Regions from separate parts of the Homo sapiens genome. Here region 2 is linked to region 1. Evidence: read pairs that join two places in POLR2A ChIA-PET (ENCODE). Cell type or tissue: Panc1. All regions are shown on one strand.

Region 1 (5,000 bases):
TTCCATCCATGTTGCTGCATATGACAGAATTCATTCATTCCCCCCTCCCTCCCTTCCTCCCTCCCTCCCTCCTTCCCTACCTCCCTCTCTCCCGAGATGGGGTCTTGCTCTGTTGCCTAGGTTGGGGTGCAATGGTGCAATCACAGCTCACTGCAGCCTTAACCTCCTAGGCTCAAGAGATCCTCCTGCCTCAGCTTCTAGAGGCATGCTTACCACACTTGACTAAGATTTCATTATTATTTTATTTTATTATTATTTTTTTTCAAGATGGAGTCTTGCTCTGTCGCCCAGGCTAGAGTGCAGTGGTGCAATGTCGGCTCACTGCAACCTCTGCCACCCAGGTTCAAGCAATTCTCCTTCCTTGGCCTCCCAAATAGCTGGGATTACAGGCACATGCCACCACGCCCGGCTAATTTTTGTATTCTTAGTAGAGACAGGGTTTCACCATGTTGGCCAGACTGGTCTTGAACTCTTGACCTCGTGATCTGCCTGCCTTGGCCTCCCAAAGTGTTGGGAATACAGGCATGAGCCACCGTACCCAGCAGATTTCATTATTTTTTAATGGCTGAATAATATTCCATCATATATATGTATTATACCACATTTTCTTTATTCATTCATCCATTGATGGGCACTTAGGTTGATTCCATATTTTGGTTATTTTTATTTTTTTGAGACAGAGTCTTGCTCTGTTGCCAGGCTGGAGTGCAGTGGCACAATCTCAGCTCACTGCAACCTCTGCCTTCCGGGTTCAAGCAATTCCCCTGCCTCAGCCTCCCAAGTAGCTGGGACTACAGGTGCATGCCACCACACTCAGCTAATTTTTTCTTTTTTAGTAGAGACGGGGTTTCACCATGTTAGCCAGGATGGTCTCAAACTCCTGACCTCGTGATCCACACGCCTCGGCCTCCCAAAGTGTTGGGATTACAGGTGTGAGCCACCATGCTCGGCCCATATTTTGGTTATTACAAATAGTGCTGCAATAAACATGGGAGTGCAGATATCTCTTTTATATATTTATTTATTTTCTTTTGGATATTTACCCAGTGGTGAAATTGCTGAATCATAGGGTAGTTCCATTTTTAGTTTTTTGAGGACCATTTTGTTATTTGTTGACAAATTTGTAAGAGCTCTTTGTTGTGGCCAAATACATGCTCTATATATTCAGAGAATGTATATTATCTACGTGAGAGATGTAATGTTCTCTCTGTGTGTTATATATATATGTATGTATAAGTATCTCTCTCCATGTATGTATATGTGTTTGCACATAAATATGTTTAATGTATATATGTTTATTTACAGTATTATCTAATTCTACTATATTCTTATTTTTCTACTAAATGTGGAATTTCTAGTTTATGATATTTGTAATTTAAAATCAAGTCTTCTTTTCATTTCTGCAAGTTTTTGCTTGTTGTTTTATAATAAAAAATTTCAAAAATACAGAAATATAAAACAGGGTGATATACATCTATGTACCTCAAACCTAGAATTTTGTTACTCTTTTATCATATTTGTGTCAGACATCTCAAGACATAAAACATTTCTGATTAAGGCTGAGCATGGTGGCTTATGTCTATAATCCCAGCACTTTGGGAGACTGAGACAGGAGGCTCACTTGAGCCCAGGAGTTCAAGACCAGCCTGGGAAACATGGCAAAACCCTGTCTCTACAAATAATACAAAAATTAGCTGGGTGTAGTGGCATTCACTTGTAGTCCCAGCTACCTGGGGTGCGGGGGTGCTGAGGTGGGAGGATTGTTTGAGTCCAGGAGGTGAGGCTGCAGTAAGCTGTGATTGTACCACTGCACTCCAGCCTGGGTGAGAGAGCTAGACCTTGTCTCAAAAAAAGAAAAAAAAAATTTTCTGATAAAATTAAAGCCACTTTTATATACTCGACTGGTTTACTCTATGTATCTCTGTTTGTAGAGACAATTACTACCATAAAGTTTTAAAAATAGTTCCTGTCCATTATTTAATTATACTTTTAATACTAATACATATATCTATAAATAAATTATTGATTTTTAAAATATAAATAAAGTTCCCTTAAATCATTTCACAGGAGTTGCTACAGCAGCATGGAAAGCTTTTTTAATATTATTATATTCTCAAAGCTGTACTATGAGTCGGGGGTAAAGAAAAAAGCCCAAAAAATTTTCCAATTCTCAAATTATAGCTTTTACGGCAGGAAAGCATTAGAATACACCTCCACCTGTAACATAAAGCAAGCAAACCACCAGATATCTCCAACTAGGATCTTAAGATTCCCTCTAAATTGTTCTCTAGAAACACCATTTGTGCCTTTAATCTGCCTTTAAAATTTTTATTTATTTATCTTGAGACAAGGTCTCACTCTGTTGCCCAGGCTGGAGTACAGTGGCACAATCACAGCTCACTGCAGCCTCAACCTCCAAGGCTCAAGTGATCCTCTTACCTCAGCCTCCCAAGTAGTTGGGACTACAGACATGCACCACCACAATCAGCTAATTTTCTGTATTTCTTGTAGAGATGGGGTCTCTATATGTTGCCCAGGCCGGTCTTGAACTCCTGGGCTGAAGTGAGCCTCCCACCTTGGCCTCCCAAACTGCTGGGATTACAGGCATGAGCCTTGTGCTCGGCCTTAATCTGCTTTTTAAACAGGAACACAGAACAAAAAAGATTGTTTGCAAATAAACATTTGAAAGAATATAGCAACAGCTGATCAGGGTCCAGGCATTGAAACAAAGCAATGATTGTAGAAGACAATACAAACAACTCTGGAGCAAGAAACTCAAAAGCAGAGACTTTGCAGTAATGTGTATGCTGGTTATTTCCATTGACCTAAAAGCTCTACCTGAAACAAATATAAACTAGGAGGATCTTTTTAACTTATTACCTGAACAGAAAGAAGTCACTGCCACCAACAACATTGTGCAATTTTATTAACCATTCAAGTCCAGTAGCATCTGGTAAAATTAGGACAGAATTGGGATTAAAAAATGAACAAATATTCCGTATCAAACAGTTCAAAAGAAGCCACTACATACTCTTTTCACAAATATGTTTCACAAAGCCAGTACAGTACTAGCCATTAACCCAAGTGTACTGAAGTAGCAAAGATGCAACAAGAAAAATAGCTATGTTAGAAAGACCAACATTTTAGAAAAAGAGTAAAACTCTTTCAGTTTCTTCCCTTTAGCTCCTAAAACAACATTGTACAGGCTGGATTTACCTATCTAGTCCTACATCAGCTTCTAGAATATTTGTCAGGAGCAAAAAATAAAATGACACTGGCCAGTATAGTCTGAATATCTAGGAAGAAGAGCGGGGAGAAAGTCAGTTCTTAGAACAAATTAGTCAGCTTCAGCCTCATCACCAGGATCTCTGGATTCTTTGCTCTTCCGCATTTCTTCAACGTGCTTATCTTTCTCTGCAAACACTCCAGTGTGGTAGTCATTTGCGCCTTCCTGTTCTCTTTGTTAGCTTCCATTTTGTGGGTCAGTTTCTCTTCTGCTATTTCACTGAAGCTGTTCTTTTATTGATTTCTGAAGCACTTCTTTCTCCTGCTCTCATTTTTCAGCAAGCTGCTTCAAGGCCTCAGCTTCGCAGGGCTTGTGTCTTTCTTCTGAAGCTTCTGATTTATTCTGAATTTCCTCCAGGGAAAGATCTTTCTTCTTTGGAGGGGAAATAAGGAACTCTGGGATGGATTCTTTTGATGGTATCTGAGAATCAGTTCAAAAGCCTAGCCTGAGGCACACTTCTCCAGTGCTTTCACCTGGATATCAGAAGTAGCCATGATGAATGAAAGACAAGAGACTGGCAGTGTATTCTACAAAATCCACTGGGATAAGGAAAACTCTGCTAGATCTGAGCCACCTGACCACACTCTGAGCTGTTTTCTGTATTTATAAAATTTAAGAGTAGTTTATTAAGTTTCCTAACGTGACTAAATTTGACTAAACTACATGACAGGTTTCCTTTTTGTAAGACTGGTGTCAGTTGCAAATTCATGATATTTTCTTGTGGAATATTCCTTTTATCATTAAGTAATGTCTCTCTTTATCCGTATTCATGTTTTTCACTTTAGAGACTATTCTGTTTGATTTCAGTATTGCTCCATCATTTTTCCATGGTTTCTTTTGCTCAACATTATGTTTGTGAAATTTATCTGTATCGTTACATGTAGCTATAGATTATTCATTTCCATTTTCACGTTGTTCATGTCCATTTTCACTAACGTATAATATTCTGTTGTTTGACCAATTTATTCTACAGTGAATATACAGTTGGGTCATTTGTAACTCTTTATTATTATGAATATCAATATGAATATTCTTAGACATGTCTTTTGGTACACACGTATCTGTGTTTCAACTGAGTGTATATATCTAGTAGTGGAACTGCTGGCTCATAGGGTAGGCATATGTTTAGCTTAATGCCAGTTTTTCAAAGTGGTTGTACCCAATCACAATCCTACCATTGGTGAATGAGCATTCTTGTGGTCCATATCCTTGCCAACACTTGGCATTGTTAATCTTTTAAATTTTAGTCATTTTAGTGGGTATATAATAGCAATGCAATGTGGCATTAAATTGCAATCTCTGATTAATATGGGTACACATTCATCTTTTTATTGTCTGGTTGGATATCCTCTTTTGTGGAGTATCTACTCAAGTATTTTGCCCTCTTTCATTTTGGGTTAATTATGTTTCTTACTGATATATAGGAATTCCTGTTATATGCTGGATATGAACCTTCTGTTTGTTATATACGTTGCAAATATATTCCCCCATTCCGTGGATTGCCTTTCCACTTTCTTAATCATGTCTTTTGCTGAAGAGAAGTACATTCTAATACAGTCCAATTTATCAGTGTTTTCCATTACAGCAGGTGATTTTTTGTCCTGTTCATAAACTTTCCCTGTCCTAAGTTCATGAAGATATTCTCCTATGTTTTCTTCTACAAGAATTCACTAAGTTTATTGTTTCACCTTTCCTTTTTGACTTACAAACCACC
Region 2 (5,000 bases), 260 kb after region 1:
CATCTCTAGCAAAAATATAAAAAATGAGTCAGGCATGGTGGCGCGCGCCTGTAGTCCCAGCTACTCGGGAGGCTGAGGCAGGAGAATTGCTTGAACCCGGGAGGTGGAGGTTGCAGATCGTGCCACTGCACTCCAGCCTGGGCGACAGAGCGAGACTCCATCTGAAAAAAAAAGAAAAAGAAAACTGAGCTTATAGTACAGAGCATTCCCATATAAGAGCTTTATAGGAACCTCCCATCTCCAAAACTCTAAGGTTCCACTATTAGCAACTTGGATTAGTCATACTGATATGTTATTATTAAAGTCCATCACTAACATTAGAGTTTACTCTGTATCCAATGGGTCTTACGGGTTTTGATAAATGCTTAATAGTATGCATCTACTATTATAAGAGAGCTTTAAAAAATAACTTTATGAAATCAAAACATACCTAAGAAAGGGTACAAATGGTAAGTGTATAATGCAGTGGATTATGTAGGGAACACACTTGTGTGTAAGTATCACCCTGGTCAAAAGCAGTCTTCATGCTACTTAACTACCAATTGCTATTCCATCACACTTTGTAAAAAGTACCACTACAGTCCCTAGATGGTTGGTTTTGTCTGTGTTTCAATCTTTATATAAATGGAATCATGGATTATTCTTTAATCTCTGGCCTTTTTCACTCAGTCTTGTGTTTGTTAGATTCATGTTGCATATAGCCTTTTATTTTTGTTACTATAGTGTTTCATTAATATGAATACATTTCTATTTTGTTTGTTTCCAGTTTTTGCTTACTGCACCTAATGCTGCTGGCAGTGTTATAATTATGCATTTCTGTTTGGTACATACCTAGGAATGAAACTTCTAGGTCTCAGGGCTTGCATTTATTAACCCTTGGTAGATGATGCCATACGTCTTTCCAAAGTGTTGGTTACTTTAAGGATCATGATATACTCCTATCACCATTGTAGGAGAGTTCCATTTGTTCCATTTTCTTGCCAACATGTGGTATTGAGAGTTGAAAAAATTCTAGCCATTGTGTATAGTATTACCACCTTATGGTTTTCATTTACATTTCTGATATTCATAATGGATTTAGCACTTACCAAAAATTTTGCCATTTAAATATAGTTGACCATTGAATAACATAGGAATTAGGATAACTGACTCTTGTGCAGTAAAAAAAATCCACATTTAACTTTTGACTCCGCCAAAACTTGATTAACAATAGCATGCTGTTCAGTGGAAGCCTTAACAGTAACATTAAACAGTTGATAAACACATATTTTGTATGTTACATGTATTATATGCTGTATTCTTAGAATAAGCTTGAGAAAAGGAAATTTTATTAAGAAAATCATAAGGGATTGGGTGCGGCGGATCACAAGGTCAGGAGTTCGAGACCAGCCTGGCCAACATGGTGAAACCCTGTCTCTACTAAAAATACAAAATTAGCCTGGCATGGTGGTGGGACCCTGTAATCCCTGCTGCTCGGGAGGCTGAGACAGGAGAATCACTTGAACCCAGGAGGCAGAGGTTGCAGTGAGCCGAGATCGCACCACTGCACTCCAGTCTGGGTGACAGAGCGAGACTCCATCTCAAAAAAAAACCAAAATCATAAGAGAATATATTTACTATTCATTAAGTGGAAATGGATCATCATAAAGGTGTTTATCCTCATCACATTTATCTTAACTAGGCGGAGGAGGAGGGAAGAGAAGGGGTTGGTCTTGCTGTCTCCAGGGTAGCATAGACAAAAGAAAATCCACGTATAAGTGGACCCACGCACTTCAAAGCCACGTTCAAGGATCAACTGTAGTGTCTCATACAGTGTTTAATTAAGCTTCATGCTTATTTTTTATTGAGTTGTCTACATTTTTCTTTTTACGTAATTCCCTATATAGGCTGGATATGATCTCTTTGCTATGTATTGCGAATATAATCTTCTAGAGAGTGACTTTACTTTTTCACTTCCTTAATGGTGTTTTTTGATAAACAGTGGTGATTAATTTTGATGCAGTCCGTTTTATGGACCTTTTTTCTTATTGTTCATTGTGCCCTGTTATAGGAACCTTCCCCTATCCCGAGGGCATAAAGATATTCTCATGTTTTTTTGAGATGGAGTTTCGCTTTTGTTGCCCAGGCTTGAGTGCGGTGGTGCGACCTCGGCTCACTGCAACCTCCGCCTCCCTGGTTCAAGGGATTGTCCTACCTCAGCCTCACGAGTAGCTGGGATTACAGGTGTGTGCCACCACATCCGGCTAATTTTTGCATTTTTAGTAGAGACGGGGGCTTCACCATCCATGTTGGTCAGGTTGGTCTCAAACTTCTGACCTCAGGTGATCTGCCCGCCTCGGCCTCCCAAAGTGCTGGGATTTACAGGCGTGGGCCACCATGCCTGGCCTGTTTCTGGAAACTTTAAAACGATAATCTACCTGGGATTGATTTGTTTGTATATGTCTCTTGCTGTGTAATTGGATAAGGCTTATTTTCATTCGTGGCATATAGATAACCAATTGACCTAGCTTCATGTATTGAAAAGAACTTTTTTCCTAACTTTGTCATAAAACAAGTGTCTATATATAAAAGTGTGTGTATGTCTTCGCTATTCATGCTTGTTTTGCATTTCCATGGAAAGTTTATAATCAAGCTTGTTACCCCAAAAAATCAAAAAATCCACTGGGATTGTATTGACTCTTAATTACTTTTTCTTTCTTTCTTTTTTTTTTTTTTTTTTTTTGAGACAAGAGCTCATTCTGCTGCCCAGGCTGGAGTGCAAATGGTGCAATCTCAGCTCACTGCAACCTCCACCTCCCAGGCTCAAGTAATCCTCCCACCTCAGCCTTCCAAGTAGCTGGGACAACAGGTGTGCACACCTGGCTAATTTTTTTTTTGTATTTTTGGTAGAGACAGGATTTCACCATGTTGTTCAGGCTGGTCTTGAACTTCTGACCTCAAGCAGTCGCCCAGCTCAGCCTCCCAAAGTGCTGGGATTACAGGCAAGAGCCACTGCGCTTGACCTAAATTTTGAGATTATTGGCATCTTTAATGCTGTCTTCAAATATTTGAACATGGCATATCTTTACACTCAGCTGTTTGTTAGAGATGTGACACATCCTTCATTTTCTAAGTATTTTTTTAATGGTATTTTAAAAGATTACTGCTGATAATATTCTTGCATTTTGACCTTATTTTTGGGCATTGTAATAAACAGTAAAACAAAAAGATCTCTACATAGTTTTGGATTTTCTGTATAACATCTGATACTCAGTTTTGTGTTTTCCTCTCTGCTTATACTCCTAATATTTTTTTCTTTATACCAGCTAGGATCTCCAGTAAAATGATTAATGGAGGGATAGTGGCATCTTCCATGTTACTATTTAATTGTTTTAGCTACCATTTATCAAAAGAAGTTTCCATCTTTATAATTTTTTAAATATGTAGGTATTTGGGGTTTTTTTTTGTTTTTTGTTTTTTGTTTTGAGACGGGCTCTCGCTCTGTCGCCAGGCTGGAGTGTAGTGGCGCAATCTCAGCTCATTGCAACCTCCACCTCCTGGGTTCAAGTGATTCTCCTGCCTCAGCCTCCTGAGTAGCTGGGACTACAGGTGCCCGCCACCACACCCAGCTAATTTTTTTTTTTTTTTTTTTTTGTATATTTAGTAGAGGCCGGGGTTTCACCGTGTTGGCCAGGATGGTCTCCATCTCCTGACCTCGTGATACCCCTGCCTCAGCCTCCCAAAGTGCTGCGATTACAGGATTACAGGTGTGAGGCACTGTGCCCGGCAGTATTTGATTTTGTCAGAAATTCTTATCTTAGATTTTTGAAATGATCTCATGATTTTTTTTTTTTTTTTTGAAACGGAGTCTAGCTCTGTCACCCAGGCTGGAGTGCAGTGGCGCCATCTGGGCTCACTGCAAGCTCCGCCTACCGGGTTCTCACCATTCTCCTGCCTCAGCCTTCTGAGTAGCTGGGACTACAGGCACCTGCCACCACACCTGGCTAATTTTTTGTATTTTTAGTAGAGACGGGGTTTCACTGTGTTAGCCAGGATGGTCTCGATCTCCTGACCTCATGATCCGCCCACCTTGGCCTCCCAAAATGCTGGGATTACAGGCGTGAGCCACTGCACCTGGCCCCACAGTACTTCTGACACCAGATGTGTGGGAATTTTTTCCCAACTGACCAATTCTCTCCACATACCAACTGGGTGGCTTGTGATTTGATTCAGTTCTGACACTGTCTACCTGATGTTACCATCAGAACCCACAAGTTAAAGGGCTCAGTCCTACAAGACTGCCCCCACTTGAAGCTAGTCACAAGTCCAGGTTTGTACTTCTGACCAACTGGCTATAAAGCAAACAAGGTATGCTTTCTCTGAGGTCACTACCTTCCCAGCACTTCAGTGTGTTCTGTTCACCAGCCCAGAAGCTCGGCTCATCACATCTCAATGTTCAAGAGTTTTGTTTTTTAAAAAAAACAGCCTTACTCTGTCACCCAGGCTGGAGTGGAGTGGTGCCACCATGGCTCACTGCAGCCTCAACCCCCAGGCTCAGATGATCCTCCCTACACTGCCTTCTGTTTTCTGAGTAGGTGGCTGGGACTACGGGCATGCACCACCATGACGGGGTAATTTTTTTTTTTTTTTAATTTTCAGTAGAGACAGGGTTTCACTATGTTTCCCAGGCTGGTCTTGAACTCCTGGGCTCAAGAGATCTTCCTGCCTCAGCCTCACAGACTGCTGGGATTACAGGCATGAGCCACCACACCCAGCCAAGACTTTTTATAGAGTCCAATCTCCAGCTCCCCCCACCACTTTATGGAGGTCAGTGGTTAGAACTAAAAGTTCCAACCGTCTAATACTTGGTTTTCCTGGTGACCACCAGCTGTATCCTGATGGTATCTAGGGGCCCCCACTTTAAGTCACCTTAGTAGCATAGACTCAGGTATGTGCATACAGAGTTCATTATGAATAACAAAAGATATTTATGAATTAGTGTTTGCTTATGCCAGAAATTT

What was found. Peaks named below come from ENCODE experiments on the same cell type or tissue, not always from the same donor. Only the 100,000 strongest peaks of a DNase experiment are listed, where the experiment ranks them.
Region 2: POLR2A ChIA-PET joins it to region 1 with 14 read pairs; 15 of 35 experiments call an interaction of 5 or more read pairs at or near these places.

The regions. Positions count from the first base shown.
Region 1 is chr12:31,712,002-31,717,001 of GRCh38, forward strand. All of the region lies in intron 1 of AMN1 (antagonist of mitotic exit network 1 homolog), which reads right to left. It also overlaps the pseudogene STMN1P1. Among named protein-coding and RNA genes, the nearest start is that of AMN1, 15 kb to the right of the region's middle. RefSeq lists an enhancer at 3,466-3,605. In Panc1, no CTCF peak of the experiment used is centred here; no DNase peak of the experiment used is centred here; H3K4me3 peaks cover 324 bases; H3K27ac peaks cover 1,216 bases.
Region 2 is chr12:31,975,101-31,980,100 of GRCh38, forward strand. All of the region lies in intron 3 of RESF1 (retroelement silencing factor 1), which reads left to right. Among named protein-coding and RNA genes, the nearest start is that of RESF1, 18 kb to the left of the region's middle. In Panc1, no CTCF peak of the experiment used is centred here; no DNase peak of the experiment used is centred here.